Regions from separate parts of the Homo sapiens genome. Here region 1 is linked to region 2. The links are chromatin loops, found by intact Hi-C in ENCODE. Cell type or tissue: dorsolateral prefrontal cortex. All regions are shown on one strand. Each heading gives the region's core, and the rest is flanking DNA. Links, peaks and the distances in the headings are about the cores only.

Region 1 (8,800 bases), core at 299-8,298, 52 kb before region 2:
CTTTAAAGATACTACCTGAGACTAGGTAAAAGGAAAGATGTTTAATTGACTCACAGTTCTGTATGGCTGGGGAGGCCTCGGGAAACTTACAATCATGGCAGAAGGTGAAGGGCAAGCAAGCGTGTTCTTCACAAGGTGGCAGGAGAAAGAGAGCAAGCAATTCCCACACTTTAAAACCATCAGCTCCTGTGAGAACTCACTCACCATCATGAGAACAGCATGGAGAAAATCACCCCCATCATCTAATCACCTCCCATCAGGTCCCTCTCTCGACACATGGTGATTTCAACTGGAGATGAGATTTGGGTGAGGGCATTGAGCCAAACCATATCAAATGGGCACAAGATTATGCAGATAGATTACAACAAGACTCGTGCTGGGTCTGTGGTCTATTACCCCTCTCTATCACCAAGGCACTGCTTTGGTGGGCCTCCCCTATACAATGAAAAGATTAGGTTTCTTTATAGATCTTAAACAATGGACAAGGTTGCAGATGACTGGGGTAACTAGAAAAAATATTTCAGAATGGCCTATAAAGAAAACTTTAAATGATCACCGATTCCTCCTTGAGCTGCAGTTAAAACTGAATGTTGTATGTATGTTCCTGATAACTCAGGAAACATTGGTTTAGCTTTAAAGGATATGCACCAACAGATCAAGGCAATCTCTAGTCCTGCACTGTCTCTCCATGAATTGACAGCACCTTGCTTTGATGGGCCACCTTCCTGTGGCAGAAAATTGTTGTTGTCTTAGCTATCCTCCTGGGCGTAAGTATAACACTATGCTGTGGACTATATTATTGTTGTATGCTGTTCCCAAACATTCCTTGAGCTCATAAGATCATGTTTCAACAAGCACTGCCTTTGAGTCCCCAAAGTTGAGAACATTACCAATGCCAAATAAACAACTTCCATTCCAGTGCCCCCTGACGATGACCCTCTCCAGCAGGAAGTAGCCAGAGAGAATACATTGCTCACTTCCTCTTAGTTTGCCACATCATAGTTTGTACTCTTGTACTAATCTTTTAACAAATCAGTGCTTGGGAAAATTAACTAACATGATAGAAATCATGTAAAAATTGACAGTGGGGATTGTGGTGAGCTAGGTTTCCATTAGCAACCTTTACTATAATTTTGATGAGTGCACAAGTTAAACATTAACTTATCTTAATATTAACTTCCTCCATACTATGTGTGGAATTGCGCCTACAAACAGGAGTGTTTCATTCAATCTATATCTAATCTTTAGGGTCTCGGGTCTGGAAAGCTTTCTCTAGAGTCTTGGAAAGTTTCTTAATTTTAAGTGAGTCCTGATGTGAGATGTATGTGTAAGAATGCTATTATTATTATTTAGGGTCTGAGAAAACCCAGGCAGGGTCTTAATGGGTTTGTTTTCTCATTCCAGCCTCATACTGAGGCACCAGTTTCTCTAGTTCTTTAATGTTTAATTTATGCATTCATCAAAACTCTAGTAAAGGGTTAGTGGAAACTTACTCTTCTTGCTGCTGATGGAAACCTGGTCTGCCTGCCACACCATCAAGTGGACCAATATACACATTATGGGAGTTCTAGAAGGAGAAGAGAGCAAGAAAAGGGAAGTGAGAATATTTCAAGGAATAATGTCTGTAAACTTCCCAAACTGTACTTCATGAGAATGTCTTCATCAAAAGACATTCTCAACAGAGTAAAAAGGCAGCCTACAGAATGGGAGTAAATATTCACAAATCATAGTTCTGATAGGGGATTAATATCCAGAATATATAGGGAACCCCTACAATTCAGCAACAAAATAACAAAAAACCTGATTTAAAAATGAACAAAGGACTTGAACAAACATTTCTGCAGAGAAGATATCCAAACGGCCCATAAATACATAAAAAGATGCTCAACATCACTAATCAGTAGGGAAATGCAAATCAAAACCACAATGAGAAACCACTTCACACCCATTAGGATGCCTATTATTCTTTTAAGAAAGAAATCAGCAACTGTTGTGAGGGGTGTAGAGAAATTGGAAACCTGTGCATTGCTGGGGGCAATGTAAATTGGTCTGGCCACTGTGGAAATATATAAAGTATAGAGATTCCTCAAATATTAAAAATAGAATTACCTTATGTCTTAGTCCATTTTCTGCTGCTAGAACAGAATATCACAGATTGGGTAATTTACAAAGAACAGAAGTTTATTTGACTTACAGTTTTGGAGGCTGGAAAGTTGAAGAACATGGCATCATCATCTGGCAAGGGTCAGTTGGAAGACTAAAGGCAGAAGCAAGGGCATGAGACAGAGAGAAAAAGAGGCTGAACTCCCACAATAACTCACTTTGGCAATAACAGCATTAGTTTATTCATGAGAGTAATGCCCTCGTGACCTAAACACCTCTTAAATGCTCCACCTCCAAATACTGTTACAATGGCAATTAAATTTCAACATGAATTTTGGAGGAGGCATTCAAACCATAGCACCATGTGATCCAGAAATTCTATGTTTGGGTATATATGCAAGATAATTGAAAGCAAGGACTCAAAAAACAGATATTTGTACAAGAATGTTTATAGCAGCATTATTTACAGCAGCCAAAAGGTGGAAACAATCAAAATGTCCATTAGCAGGTGAATGAATAAACCAAATGTCATATATGAATAAATGGAATATTATTTAGCCTTAGGAATGAAATTCTGACACATGCTGCAACAGGAGTGTCCAATCTTTTGGCTTTCCTGGGCTGCATTGGAAGAAGAAGAATTGCCTTGGGACTCACATAAAATGCACTAACACTAACGATAGCTGGTGAGCTGGAAAAAAAAAAAAAAAGGTTCATGCACAAATCTCGTAATGTTTTAAGAAAGTTTACGAATTTGTATTGGGCCGCATTCAAAGCTGTCCTGGGCCTCATGTGGGCCAGGGACTGCAGGTTGATTAAGCTTGTGCTACAACATACATGAATCCTGAAAACATTATGGTGAGTGAAATAAACTACACACAAAAGAACAAATATTGTATGAGCTCACTTCATTGAACTACTTAAAGTAGTCAAATTCATAGGCAGAAAGTAGAATGGTGGTTGGCAGGGGCTGAGGAGAAAGGGGGAATGGGGCATTACTATTTAATGGGCACAGATTTTCAGTTTGGGAAGAGTGAAAAAGTTTTGGAGATGGATGGTGGTGATGGTTACACAACAATGTGAATGTACTCGATGCCACTGAACTGTACACCTAAAAATGGTTAAAATGGTCATTTTATTATTTGTGTATACTTTACCATGATAAAGCATCTTGGGAAAAAAGATTAAAATGCTTGCCTCCTTAAAGACCTAAAAGACAAATAGGCTGTGGTTCCCATTATATCTCCATTTAGAATAAACATCTGGCCTCTGCAAAATTCAGGCAGATCATGGAGAATGGCAGTGGATTATCACAGACCTGACCTATTATTTTAACAGTATCTCCAATTACAGTTTCTGTTCCAGATATATCTTTGTTAGAACAGATAAGCAAGGACTCAGGTACATGATATGTGACCAATGATTTGGCAAATCCATTCTTTCTCTGTTCCTATACAAAATAGAATCAGAAATGATCCATGTTTCTTTGGAATGCACAACAATGTTCCTTTACAGCTTTGTCCCAGAGCTATGTTAACTCTGCTGTCCTCTGTCATAACATAATCTGAAGAGACATGGACCAGCTGGAGGTGCTGCAGAATAGCACACTGGTCCACTAACTGATGACATAATGTTAGTTGGACCAAATAAACAAGAGTAGCTGGGAGGTTGAAGGCCTTGATAATTCACATGCACTCTTGAGGGAAATAAACCTTAAAGATTCAGGAGCACACTGCATAGGTAAATTTTGAAAAGTCTGGTGGTCTGGGGTATGCTAGGACATCGCTTAAGTAAAGGAGAATTGACTGCATCTTGTAGTTCCCATCACAAGAATGGAAGCACATTGCATGCTAGGCAGCCCTTTTCAGGTTCTGTAGGCAAGGTATTCCCAGAAGTACACTTCCAGCTCACATACTGGTTGACACAATGGTTGCTATTTTTCTTTTTTTCTTTCTTTCTTTCTTTCTTTTTTTTTTTGAGATGGAGTCTCGCTCTGTCGCCCAGGCTGGAGTGCAGTGGCTCGATCTCAGCTCACTGCAAGCTCCGCCTCCCGGGTTCATGCCATTCTCCTGCCTCAGCCTCCTGAGTAGCCGGGACTACAGGCGCCCACCACCATGCCTGGCTAATTTTTTGTATTTTTAGTAGAGATGCGGTTTCACGGTGTTAGCCAGGATGGTCTCGATCTCCTGACCTCGTGATCCACCCGCCTCGGCCTCCCAAAGTTCTGGGATTACAGGCGTGAGCCACCGTGCCCAGCAATGGTTGCTATTTTTCAATGGGGCCCATGGCAGGAAAGGATTCCGCATCAAGTCCCATGCTTCAGGGCAAGCAGCTGGCCTCTTGGACCACACAATCCAGCAGACCCTATGGTATGACGAATATCAGTGTTGTGAAAAGATGACATGTGGATTTTATGACAAGCCCTAATGGAAGAATCACAACATAGATCCTGCACAAAAGCCATACCATGGCAACAGAGAATTATACGCCTTCCAAAAAATAAATGTTGGAATAAGACTGGGCCCTAATAAAGACAAGTGCCTCACTGTGGAGACACCAAAACTACCTCTCATGAGCTAGGCTCCATCACACTCACCAAGCGATAAATTAGGATGTATCTAGATGGAAGAGGAACATCTAGGATTCAACATCAATAAAACCAGAGGGCACATGCAAGCCGAGTGAGCAGGTAGCATGCGGGTAGCTCATGTCATCTACCACTGTTACACAGCACGTCTTCCCCAGCTCTGGGGATATGCGGAAGCAAGTTTGTACCAGCTCATAATAGTTTCTTGTTAAATTTTCAGGAATCTTGCAAGCCCATTGATGCCACGTCGGTAGGTTGAAATTCACCGTAAGTACTTACAGCATGGAAATTAGTTAATACTACAAATTGGGTCTTTTCTTCTCCTTTTCAGAAAGCTAGTTGCTAAATATTTACCACCACATCACTGCTCAGCTCACATCCATGACTGCATGGGGGTCTATAATGACTAGTTGATGTAAGAGGAAGAAGCCTGAGCTTGATTCACAAATGGCTCAACTTGGTATGTTGGTGCAAGCTAGATATAGATGATGGCTGTACAACTCAGGATACAACTCAGGCTGTACAACTGAGTGGGGGAAGCCCCACTCAGGATAGTCTTGAAAGGTAGTGGCAAGGGGAAATCCTCCCAGCAAGTAGTATTCCAGGAAGTCCACATGGTCAGCCATTTTGTGTGGAAAGAGAAGTGGCCTGCAGTTAGATAGACACACAGGGACTCATGGGCAGTGTGATATATCTTGGCCAGGGTCTTCGAAGGTGAACACTTGGAAGATTGGTGAGCAACAAGGGCTATGAACATATGGAAATAAATGAACTTATGGAAGTGAGCACAAAGTGTAAAGATCTTTATTCAGATGTTAATGCCCATCAGAGCATCCATGACATAAGAGGCACTAAAAAAAAAAACAAAAACAAAATCAAACCAAAAAAACTACATGTCATTCAACTGGTAGCAGCCAGTCTCTATCATCGATATGAGATCCCACATACTATTGTGTCAGACAAAGGGATTCATTGAATATTAAAGGAAGCACAGAAACAGGCACATGACCACGAGATTCAATGTTCGTATCACATAGCAAGAAGCTGGTCCTGACAGAAACACCAAATCAGAGATAGTGCCTTATGAAGATGGCTTGCCATCACTCAGAATGCAGTGCACTTTCTAAAGGAATGACCTTTACATGGTGCTATTTCCCCCGTAGGTAGAACACATACGTCTAGGAATCAAGAAGTAAAAGTGAGAGTACCCTTATTTTCCTTCACTCCCAGTGATTCATTTCGGGAATTTGTGCTTTCCATTCTTGAAACTCTGAGTTTGTATTTTTGTTTGCTTGTTTTTTGGAGTTTTTTTTGTTTTGTTTTGTTTTTGTTTGTTTGTTTGTTTGAGACTCAGTCCTGCTCTGTTGCCAGGTTGGAGTGCAATGATGCAATCTTGGCTCACTGCAACCTCCACCTCCTGGGTTCAAGTGATTCTCTTGCCTCAGCCTCCTGAGTAGCTGGGACTGCAGGTGCATGCCACTATGCCCAGATAATTTTTGTATTTTTCATAGAAATGGGATTTCACCATGTTGGTCAGGATGGTCTCTATCTCTTGACCTTGTGATCTACCCGCCTCAGCCTCCCAATGTGCTGGGATTATAGGCATGAGCCACTGTGCCTGGTCAAAACTCTGAGTTTTTAACACTTAAGAGTCCGAGTTCCTAAGAAGGAATACATCCACAAAGGTTGTGACCTGAGTTCTTGAAGTTTCTCACACCAAGAGGCCAGGACAAGAAGAAGAATTACCATTCTGGCAGAAGTAAATGGCCCCCATCACCAGGAGGAGGTAAGGCTGCTGTTACACAATAAGGGCAAGAAGGAAAAATATGTTTTCCACCAGGTGATCCATTTCAGTACCTTGGTATTCTGTTGAGCAATGTTGATAGTAAGTAGACAAGTGTAGCAGTGACACCCTGACAAAGACATAGGTGACCAGGGACTCAGATCCTTAGGAGTTGATGGTCTGGGTCATACTTACATACAAGCCACCAGGACAGCAGAGGTGCTAGCCAGGCTTAAGGGTCAAATAGACAGCTGGTAGTTCAGGGAGACAATGAGTATTAACTGCAGCACTGAAATCTACTGTAGTGGTGCTATCTGTGGATGATCCCACTCACCTTCATCCTCTTAGCTTTCCCCAGGGAAAAGGTGCTCCAGAATTCTGAAGAAGCTGTTCCTAAAACTTATACAAAGAAGTGGCTCTAGGCCAGGCATGGTGGCTCACACCTGTAATCCCAGCACTTTGGGAGGCCAAGGTGGGTGGATCACCTGAGGTCAGGAGTTCCAGACCAGCCTGACTATGGTGAAACCCCGTCTCTACTAAAAATACAAAATTAGTTGGCCGTCGTGGCACGTGCCTGTAATCCCAGCTGCTCAGGAGGCTGAGACATCACTTGAACCTGAGAGGCGGAGGTTGCCGTGAGCTGAGATGGCATCATTGCACTCCAGCCCAGCCTGGGCATCAAGAGTGAAACTCTGTCTCAAAAAAAGAAGAAGAAGAAGAAGAGGAAGAGGAAGAGGAAGAAGAAGAAGAAGAAGAAGAAGAAGAAGAAGAAGAAGAAGAAGAAGAAGAAGCAGCAGAAGCAGAAGCAGCTCTAGGCAATGCAAAGATTGGACTGTAATAGATCCTGGAACGTGCCACCCAGACCTCCTTCAAGAATGAAGGACTGATTTCCTCAGCATTTGCAAGGAGTGCTGTCAGCAGATAGCCCTCAGTTGTCAGCCTCTCCAAGAATTTCCTCATCTGGAGAGCTACCTCACTCTAGGGCACATTCCCTCCCCCAGGATAGCCTGTGTCTAATGACTGATCATTATGGGAATGTATACCATAATCTGGGCCAAATTGAGAGGGCTGTATCCCAGCTTCAGAGTTCCCTTTGGAGTCAGCTTAGGCTTTTTAAAAATAACCTCACTGGCCAGGTGCGGTGGCTCACGCCTGTAATCCCAGGATTTTGGGAGGCTGAGGCGGGCGGATCACCTGAGGTCGGGAGTTTGAGACCAGCCAGACCAACATGGAAGAGACCCTCTCTCTACTTAAAATACAAAATTAGCTGGGCGTGGTGGCGCATGCCTGTAATCCCAACTACTCAGGAGGCTAAGGCGGAAGAATCGCTTGAACCTGGGAGGTGGAGGTTGCGGTGAGCCAAGATCACGCCATTGCACTCCTGGCGTGACAGAGTGAGACTCTGCGTCACATCCAAACTTTATCCTCTGCCCAATACCGCTTTATTGCCTTTTTCTCCACTGGTGTGAATCCCAGGAGTCTTTCACAATAAACTTTCTGCATGCTAATCTCAGTTTCCAAGACTGCTTCCCAAGAAGCCCAACTTAAAATACTAGGGTTGGTTTCGTTTTCAATTTGAATAACCTCCTAAAAAATTCTAGATGAATTGTCAGAGACTTTGAAAGGTTTAAGTTTTTGGCTGGGCGTGGTGGTTCACGCCTGTAATCCCAGCAATTTGGGAGGCAGGGGCGGGCGGATCACTTGAGATCAGAAGTTTGAGACCAGCTTGGCCAACATGGCAAAACCGTCTCTACTGAAAATACAAAATTTAGCCAGGCATGGTGAAGCATGCCTGTAATCCCAGCTACTTGGCAGGCTGAGGCAGGAGAATCGCTTGAACCTCGGAGGCAGAGGTTGCAGTGAGCCGAAATTGCACCACTGCACTCCAACCTGGGTGACAGAGTGAGACTCTGTTTCAAAAATAAAAAAGTAAAAAAAAAGAAAGGCTTGTTTTCAGTCATTCATTCAAGAAATACTTACTTTGCACCTATTATATATTAAGCACAGTTCGAGGTGCTAAGGCTATAGTGATAAAAAAGATAAAGAAAATTCCTGGGCTCATGGCATTTAAATTCTAGTGGAGGGTAACAAACAATAAGCAAGTAAATAAACAAATAGGGTAATTTAATAGATTGATGAGGGCTATAAAAATAATATAGGGCAGTATGATAGAAAGTGATTGGAGGTGCTGGAGGTATGAAGGACTACATCAAAAGTGGGTTGGGGAAGGATTCTCTTAGAAGATGGCATTGAGCTAAGACAAAATGAAATCAGGTGTTTTAAAAAACTGGGGAAGAAACTCCAGGCAGACAAAAAAGCAAGTAAAA
Region 2 (8,800 bases), core at 536-8,535:
AACTATGGGACAAAAAAATGATTCTTATAAAACGTTTTCCTTGAAAGTTCCTTAAATCACTTGTGAAGTACAATATATGTGGTTTGATGTATTCAACTCTGAATACATTCAAATGACAGAGGTATGCGGTAATATACAGAACATAATGAAGGATGCACATGCAAAACATACATTTCCAGATCTTTACTTACATGAAAAAGAGATGAGGCTGGGCACAATGGCTCTCGCCTGTAATCCCAGCACTTTGGGAGGCCAAGGCGGGTGGGTCACCTGAGGCCAGGAGTTTGAGACCAGACTGGTCAACATGGTGAAACCCTGTCTCTAATAAAAAATATAGAAATTAGCTGGGTGTGGTGGCACGTGCCTGTAATCCCAAGTATTCAGGGGGCTGAGGCAGGAGAATCTCTTGAACCCGTGAGGCAGAGGTTGCAGTGAGCCAAGATCACACCACTGCACTCCAGCTTGAGCGACAGAGCAAGACTCTTGTCTCCAAAAAAAAAAAAAAAAAAAAAAAAGGAGGGGGGTGGATGAAAGAATAAAAAGGAAGACTGCAGATGGTTTCTCCTAGCCACAGTCAGGGCGAAGGGCAGTGTTAATTCTTCAGTGTCATGTTCTCACTGGGGCGTGTCTCACTGAAGGGAAGGCTGGGAAGAGTTGCCTGTGCTGTTTTGACTGTGTTTGTTGATTTCCTCTCAATTCTCTAAATTCCATCACTCTCACTATAGAATCTTGGAAAAACAGACTTAACCTTTCTGTACCTCAAATATAAAATGAGGGAATGATAGAACATACCTCATAGTTTTATTGTGATGATAAAGTAGAATAATACAAGCAATGTATTTAGAACAGTACCAGGCATCTTTAAGCACCATGACTGCTACAACTGTTTGCACTGTAATAAAACCAATAGGGCCTCTGCTCTCTGGGGAGTTTTATTTTATTGGTTTTCTTTTTTTCTTTCTTTTTTTTTTTTTTTGAGATGGAGTCTAGCTCTGTTGTCCAGGCTGGAGTGCAGAGATCTCATCTCACTGCAACCTCCGTCTCCTAGGTTCAAGCAATCCTCCTTCATCAGCCTCCCGAGTAGCTGGGACTACAGACATGCACCACCACGCCCGGCTAATTTTTGTATATTTAGTAGGGATGGAGTTTCACAATGTTGGCCAGACTGGTCTGGAACTCCTGGCCTCAGGTGATCCACCCGCCTCGGCCTCCCAAAGTGCTGGGATTATGGGGGTGAGCCACCACGCCCAGCCTGGTTTTCATTTTCTGTGTTTTCTCCTCACCCCCAGTTTTTGTTTTGTTTCTTTGGTTTTTAGTCAGCCTTCTGACTGGTTTGCACCTTATGAAGAGAAATATCTTGTTTTTGTTTGTTTTGTTTTGAGACAGGGTATCACTATGTGGACCAGGCTGGACTCGAACTCCTGGGCTCAAGGCAATCTTCCCATCTCAGCCTCCTGAGTAGCTGGGACCACAGGCTCACACCTCTATACCTGGCTAGAAAGCTGCTTTTGATTCCTTCTTCAGAAGTCACACTCCATTATCACTCATTCAACAAATATTTATTAAGTAACTCCTATGGGCCAGGCATAATTCAAGGTGCTTCAGATGTAGCAGAAAACAAATCGACACAAATCCCCGCCCTTGTGGTCTTATGTCCCCATGGGAGAAGGGAAATATGAAGGAAAAAATGTCAAGCGTCTCCTGCTCCCCGGCTTATACTTCAAATTACATTGTGTTTCTCCCCTTCTCCTGCTGCAGCTTACGCTTATTTATTACTTTTTTTTTTTTTTTTTTTTTGAGACGGAGTCTCGCTCTGTCACCCAGATTGGAGCACAGTGGTGCGATCTCCACTCAATGCAAACTCCGCCTCCTGGGTTCACGCCATCCTCCTGCCTCAGCCTCCCGAGTAGCTGGGACTACAGGCACCCGCCACCACGCCTGGCCAATTTTTTTATATTTTTAGTAAAGACAGGGTTTCACTGTGTTAGCCAGGATGGTCTCGATCTCCTGACCTCATGATCTGCCCGCCTAGGCCTCCCAAAGTGCTGGGATTACAGGCGTGAGCCACGGCGCCTGGCCCTTTATATATATATTTTTTTTTTGGACAAATCTTATTTTATTCAGATAGCTGTCTGATCACACATGGTCAAAGAACGCTCAAATAATAAATCACATATAATCAGATGTTAAAGACTGGTTTTCAGCCAGGTGTGGTGGCTCACACCTGTAATCCCAGCACTTTGAGAGGCTGAGGTGGGTGGATCACGAGGACAGGAGTTCAAGATCAGCCTGGCCAATATGGTGAAACCCTGTCTCCACTAAAAATACAAAATTTGGCTGGGCGTGGTCACGCATGCCTGTAGTCCCAGCTGCTCGGGAGGCTGAGGCAGGATAATCGCTTGAACCTGGGAGGCAGAAGTTGCAATGAGCCAAGATTGCAACACTGCACTCCAGCCTGGGCAACAGAGTGACTCCGTCAAAAAAAAAAAAAAAAAAAAAAGATTGGTCTTTAAACATTATAACCATTCACGCCTCACTTGGCTAAACACAAAACCACATCCACACCTCAGCGACCACGAAACCATTCAGCACAGCTTCCTTAACTGTGAGCTGTTTGAAGCTACCAGTCTGAGCACTATTGACTATTGTTTTCAGGCTCTGACTAGCTCTAGGGAATCTCAACAGGGGTGGGAGGAACCAGCTCAACCTTGGCGTAGTACCAAAATGTGGCCAATCCAGGCTTTGCATAAGTCACAGCAGCGTTCACCAGTGCCCGGGCCTTTTCTGCAAAGTTACAGACAAATTGGGCTATGGTTCTGGAATGGAAAGTTCGTCACCCCGAACAGCCGGCTGAATGTCTACCTGTAACTTCTTGATACCACCTGCTTGCTGTAAACTTTTCCCTTAAAAACAAGGTTTTTCCAAGGGAAAACAAGGTTGAAACCAAAAGGTTTATTTGCAAATACCCTGGGTTTTCCCAGAAAGAATTTCAGGCAGCTTCCTTGCCCTTTGGCCTCATTGCTTACAAGTGACTTTTTCCTTTGCTGCATGTGCTGTGATATTTTTCTCTTTCTGTCTCCCTTTTTCTTTTTCTCTTTTTCTTTCTTTCTTTCTTTCTCTTTCTTTCTTTCTTTCTTTCTTTCTTTCTTTCTTTCTTTCTCTTTCTTTCTTTCTTTTTTCCTTCCTTCCTTCCTTTCTTTCTTTCCTTTTTTCTTTCTTTCTTTCTTTCCTTCTTTCTTTCTCTCTCTCTCTTTATTTTTTTTCAGGGTCTCATTCTGTCGCCCAGGCTGGAGTGCAGTGGCACACAATCTCGGTTCACTGCAATCTCCACCTCCCAGGCTAAAGTGATCCTCCCACCTCAACCTCCCAAGTAGCTGGGACTGCAGGCATGCGCCACTATGTCCAGCTAATTTTTGTATTTTTTGGTAGAGACAGGTTTTCACTGTGTTGGCCAGGCTGGTCTCAAACTCCTGACCTCAATTGATCCACCTGCTTTGGCCTCCCAAAGTGCTGGGATTACAGGTGTGAGCTCCTGCGCCCAGCCATGCTGTGATAGTTTTTCCTTGGTGCTAGTTCCCTTTCTTAAGCTGGAATTCCATCTCCCACTTGGTCCTTTCAGAGTCCCTTCTTTTGATGCAGGCAAGAAATCCTAATTTAGCATCACTTGTGATTATAATTAAGGTGCTGTTTACTCCCTCTTCCAGATCATTAATGAGGATGTTAAATGAGACCAGAATGAAACCGTGTCCCCATGGCATTCCGCTAGACACCTTCCAACAACTTGACACTCTGCCATTTGCTGTTTCATTACCCTTTGTTTACCTTGTGAGCTCAGGCCCTTGCTTTTGAAGGAGGCAGAAAGCTTACTATTTCTACTGCTGCATAGATGCCACTTAAAGGGTGGGGCTGTTAAAACCTGGCAGATTGTAAATGCATCCTTTTGAGTTTGAATTAAATGTGGATTATGAATAGAGCATTGTCAGTAAATACTGTTGCTCTCCCTCCTCTCAGATGCCTTTGTTTGCTCTTGACTTTCTGCAGCTGTTGTCTTTCTGGGAGCAGAGAAGGGTAGCTGTTTGCTGTATGCAAAGATATTGCTTGGATCAGCTTAACTACAAGTGTAAAGTTACACTGTTGCATGTGAAAGATGTGGTAGATGGATTGCATTCATGGCTCTAGTTTTTCTCTCCTCCCCATATCCATGCCCTTTACTGAAGTAACTTTGCAGTACACTCCCAACTCTGACTCTGCCAAGCCATGTGACTTTCTTTGACAAATGGGATTTTAGCAGACATAATGCAAGTGTAAGCTTGGAAAAAAGCACTACGTGTCTGCTTGCACTCCTGAGCCTCCACCATTGCTGTGAAAACATGCCTGGGAGAGCCTGCTGGAAGACAGTACCCAGAGCAGCGCCCCAGTCTCTCCAGTTGACTAGCCAGGACCAGCCTAGATCTTCTGACAACTGGATGACCTTCAGATATGTGAGTGAAACCAGCAGAATTTGCAAGCTGACCACCACCAGATGCATGAGCAATAAGTATACTGCTTATGAGGTCTTGTTTGTTATACAGCCTCAGCTATGGCAATAGATAGCTGATACAATAGCACACATTTGGAGCTTTGTGGACTGGGAACTCATTGATCTTCCAAAGATTTTCCACATGGTGGGTCCCTGACACGATCCTTTACAAGAAATGAGAAGGAAAAGTTTTCTAAATAGAGATTCAGAAGGACAAAACAGGCTCTAGCATCTACAGTAACCTTTAAGAGACAAGGAGCAAGGGAGAAAAGAGCCTCCATGGAGACTTCCAGAATATGCAGGGCACTAAAAAAACTCCTTTTTCCTTTCTCTTTCTCTCTCTCTTTTAAGTAAAACAAGGTCTCACTGTACTGCCCAGGTTGGTTTCAAATTCCTGGGCTCAAGTGATCTTCCGACCTTGGTCTCCCAAAGTGGTAGGATTATAGGCGTGAGCCACTGCACCTGGCCTTCTTTTTCCAATGAAGACAGAAAAGAGAAATGAAGGGTGACCTAATAATTAGAATGCACTGACTCTCCCCTAACCCTAGGCACTGGTTTGCTGTTTCATTTTCAAATATTTGCCTCCGGAAACAGTCAAATCACTCAGGCTACAGCCGAAAAATGCTCCTTTGGTTTATGGCAACGCCATTGTTACAGGAAAGGGGTTCCGATCCAGACCCTAAAAGAGGGTTCTTGGATCTTGTGCAAGAAAGAATTCAGGGTGAGCCATACAAAAAAGTGAAAGCAAGTTTATTAAGAAAATAAAGGAATAAAATAATGGCTGCTTTATAGACAGAACACCCAGAGGGCTGCTGGTTGTCTATTTTTATGGTTATTTTTCCATCATATGCTAAACAATGAGTGGATTATTCATGCCTCCCCTTTCTAGACTATATAGGGTAAGTTCCTGACATTGCCATGGCATCCATAAACTGTCATGGCGCTGGTGGAAGTGTAGTAGTGAGGATGACCAGCGGTCACTCTCATGACCATCTTGGTTTTGATGGGTTTTCAGTGGTTTCTTACTGCAACTTGTTTTATTACCAAGGTCTTTATGACCTGTGTCTTGTATCTCCTGTCTCATCCCGTAACTTAGAATCCCTTAACCATCTGGGAATGCAGCCCAGTAGGCCTTAGCCTCATTTTACCCAGCTCCTATTCAAGATGGAGTTGCTCTGGTTCACACGCCACAGACACTGAGACAGGTGGCCTTACGAAGATGGGTAAAGCCTGGAAAAGGAGTTTGCACTCCTTACTCTGAGTGGAGGCACATGCTTCTTAAGTGCACAAGCTTCTGAAGACACAGCCTCTACTTGCTCCTTGGGGCTTTTTTTTTTCTTTCTTTTTCTGGAGACCGAGTCTGGCTCTGCTGCCCAGGCTGGAGTACAGCAATCTCAGCTCACTGCAGCCTCCGCCTCCCAGGTTCGAGTGGTTGAATCCTGCCTCAGCCTCCTGAGTAGCTGAGATTACAGGCATGCGCCACCATGCCCGGCTAATTTTTGTATTTTTAGTAGAGACAGGGTTCCACCATGTTGGTCAGGCTGGTCTTGAACTCCTGACCTCAAGTGATCTGCCCGCCTTGGCCTTCCAAAGTGCTGGGATTACAGGTGTGAGCCACCATGCCTGGCCCCTGGGGCTTTTCTTACTCAGCAGCCCTCTAGGCTGCCTCTTCACAGCGGACACCCAACCTTAGAATGGGCAAAGTGTGGCCCCTGGCCAGCAGCCTGGGCATCACCCAGGAGCTCATCAGACCTGCAGAATCTCAGAGCCCACCCTCACCTAATGAATCTAAACTGACATTTCACTGGAACCACAGGGAATTTGTGTGCACATTAAAGTTCAAGGAGCACAGGTCTTAGGAGATGTAGAGCTCCTCTGGAAGGGCATATCATTTATTTGGGGTCCATCCCCACCTCTAGGTGGTGAGTTCTTGAGGGGAGGATGATACCTTGTGAGTCTTTGTATCCCCAGCACCAAGCACTGCGCCTAAATGTAATAGGAGCTCAAAACTAATTTGCTAAACTGCAGTGAGCTGATGTAACTGAACAGCCAGACTCGTCAAGCTTACTCCCCTATCTCGTGGACAGGACTTTCCTCTCCAGGATTCCTGAGCTGCCTGGAGCAGTGACCACCTTTAATGCACAAATTTGTCAAAACAAGGCAAACCCCACCTCCCCGCCCCCCCCCCCCCGCCCCCACACACACAGACCCTGGGCAGCTCTGTGCACTCCAGAGATTTAGGTTTGAACATTGTGATGTAAAGCACAACATCCAGTGCATTTGAATAAGTGAGTTTGGGATCGGCATTCTGCATATATTAGAATGTCAATGAGGAACTTAAATTAGGGCCCTACTAAAAAATTTGCTAGGCCTTCAACAGTGGACTCAGAAATAGACCAGCAGGCAGGGAGGGAGGAAGAGAGGAAAGGAAGAAGGTTAAAAAACTGGGAGAGTGACAGTCGGGGAGGGGGAGGAAAGAAAAAATAGGCTAGGGCTTATGGGACCTAAATTTTACCTTGTTATTTTCTAGTGGAACTTGGAATTTTTCACCCCCTCTCACGGTATCATTGACATTAAATATCCAATCTTCTCTGCCCCACATCAACTTGAGTAATAAACCACAGCCAAGGTTGGCTGCATCTGCTCTCTTCCTCCTTACTCAATTCAAGTTAAGAATGCTCACACCATACACTACTATTGGGATTTTTAAAATGATTTATTTTGCTACACAGTTCAGACCTTTGAACCAGGCTGGATGCTGGGTGCTTTGTTGACACAGTAGTTAGGGATAAAAGGGGAGTTTGGGGAATTGCAGAATTCTGACTTTCTATAAATCACTAATTTTATTGTAGTAAATAGAGGTCACCTCCTGGAACTTCAGTCGCCTGCCTTGAAAAATGGCATGAAACTATCAATGTCCATCTAAAGGAAAAAAACAGGACAAAGAGAGTGGAAGGGAAAAGTATTTTCTCAGTTTTAGCCAAGGCTGCATCAAGAATATGGCTAGTATGCTCAAAGCTATCTTTAAGAGGTGGCCCAGAAACTTCCCATTTCTTCTTTGAGCACACTGTCTATTGCCCCTGCCCTAGACGAGAGGCTAAAGGCAAAGAATGTGGCAAAGTAGCTGGGGTGTGGGGGACCTTGGACATTCAGTTCTGTCATGAGCTTAGAAGGGCTAAGCCAGAAGGGAGACTGAAGAGTGCACTCCAAAACTGTGCCCGATTCAGCTGAGAGTAATCAAAACAGATACCACATATGGCAGGAGCTGCAAACACAGGCAAACTCAGGGGCCATGGAGGGAAGGTAAATGGCTTGGGAGAGTTGCTAAACTGAGAGACTCTAGCTTGAGTTACTCAACATCTTTCTAACTCCTTCTTTCTTTTTTGTTCTCCTGTTTTTTCTTTCCTTATTTTATTTTATTTTATTTTGTTTCATTTTATTTTATTTTATTTTATTATTTTATTGCGTTCTGGGGCACATGTGAAGGATGTGCAGGTTTATTGCATAGGTAAACATGTGCCATGGTGGTTTGCTGCAACTATCCACCCATCACCTAAGTACTAAGCCCAGTATGCATTAGCTATTTTTCCTGATGCTCTCCCTCCTCCCTCCCTTATTTCTTTTGTGTGTGTGTGTGTGTGTGTGTGTGTGTGTGTGTGTGTCCAGGTCTCGCTATGTTTCCTAGGCTGGAGTGCAGTGGTGCGACCTCAGCTCACTGCAACCTCTGCCTCCCAAGCTCAAACGATCCTTCCACCTCAGCCTCCTGAGTGAGATTACAGGTGCATGTCACCAGGCCTGGCTAATTTTTTAATTTTTTGTAGAGAAGGGGTTTCACCATGTTGCCCAGGCTGCCTCACTTCTAACCTGTAAGACATAAGTGGAAGTCCCTGGAAAGTCTTCCTTTCTTGTATAAAAAAGCAAAGTCTTGCTAGGAGAGATTTTGTCCTTTGCTCCTTTGCCATTCCCTCCTCCTTTTCCTGCCTGAAACACAGATGCCATAGCTTGCTGTGCAGGAGCCATCTTGAGATCATGAGGACCAAACACTTCATGCTTAAAGACAGCAGAGCAGCAAGGCTGAGGAGCCTAGGTCCCTGCTGGCATTGCTCAGCCTCACTGCCAGCCCTGGACATCTAGCTGCAAGAAGAAAATTAACCCCTTACTTATTTAAGCCCCTGTGGTCAGGTTTTCTACTCTACACACAGTGATATGCTACCCCCGGCTCTATCCATTGTTGCTGTATAGGAATGCTGGCTCGGTGTCACAAGATTTTCTGATTTTTCA

What was found. A loop is a pair of places that touch in the nucleus more often than their neighbours do. Peaks named below come from ENCODE experiments on the same cell type or tissue, not always from the same donor. Only the 100,000 strongest peaks of a DNase experiment are listed, where the experiment ranks them.
Region 1: a loop joins it to region 2, with 4 times the contacts of the local background. A loop is called at or near these places in 5 of 110 quality-filtered maps.

Annotation. Positions count from the first base shown.
Region 1 is chr4:24,603,851-24,612,650 of GRCh38, forward strand. No RefSeq gene overlaps it. Among named protein-coding and RNA genes, the nearest start is that of DHX15, 24 kb to the left of the region's middle. In dorsolateral prefrontal cortex, for the core only: a CTCF peak has its summit at 3,675; no DNase peak of the experiment used is centred there.
Region 2 is chr4:24,655,563-24,664,362 of GRCh38, forward strand. It overlaps LINC02473 (long intergenic non-protein coding RNA 2473), which reads left to right and starts at 4,338. Exons shown (of 2, transcript NR_183976.1): 1 at 4,338-4,481. It also overlaps the pseudogene ATP5MGP3. RefSeq lists an enhancer at 2,352-2,993. In dorsolateral prefrontal cortex, for the core only: a CTCF peak has its summit at 4,246; DNase peaks (open chromatin) are centred at 2,719 and 4,343; H3K4me3 peaks cover 1,781 bases; H3K27ac peaks cover 7,376 bases.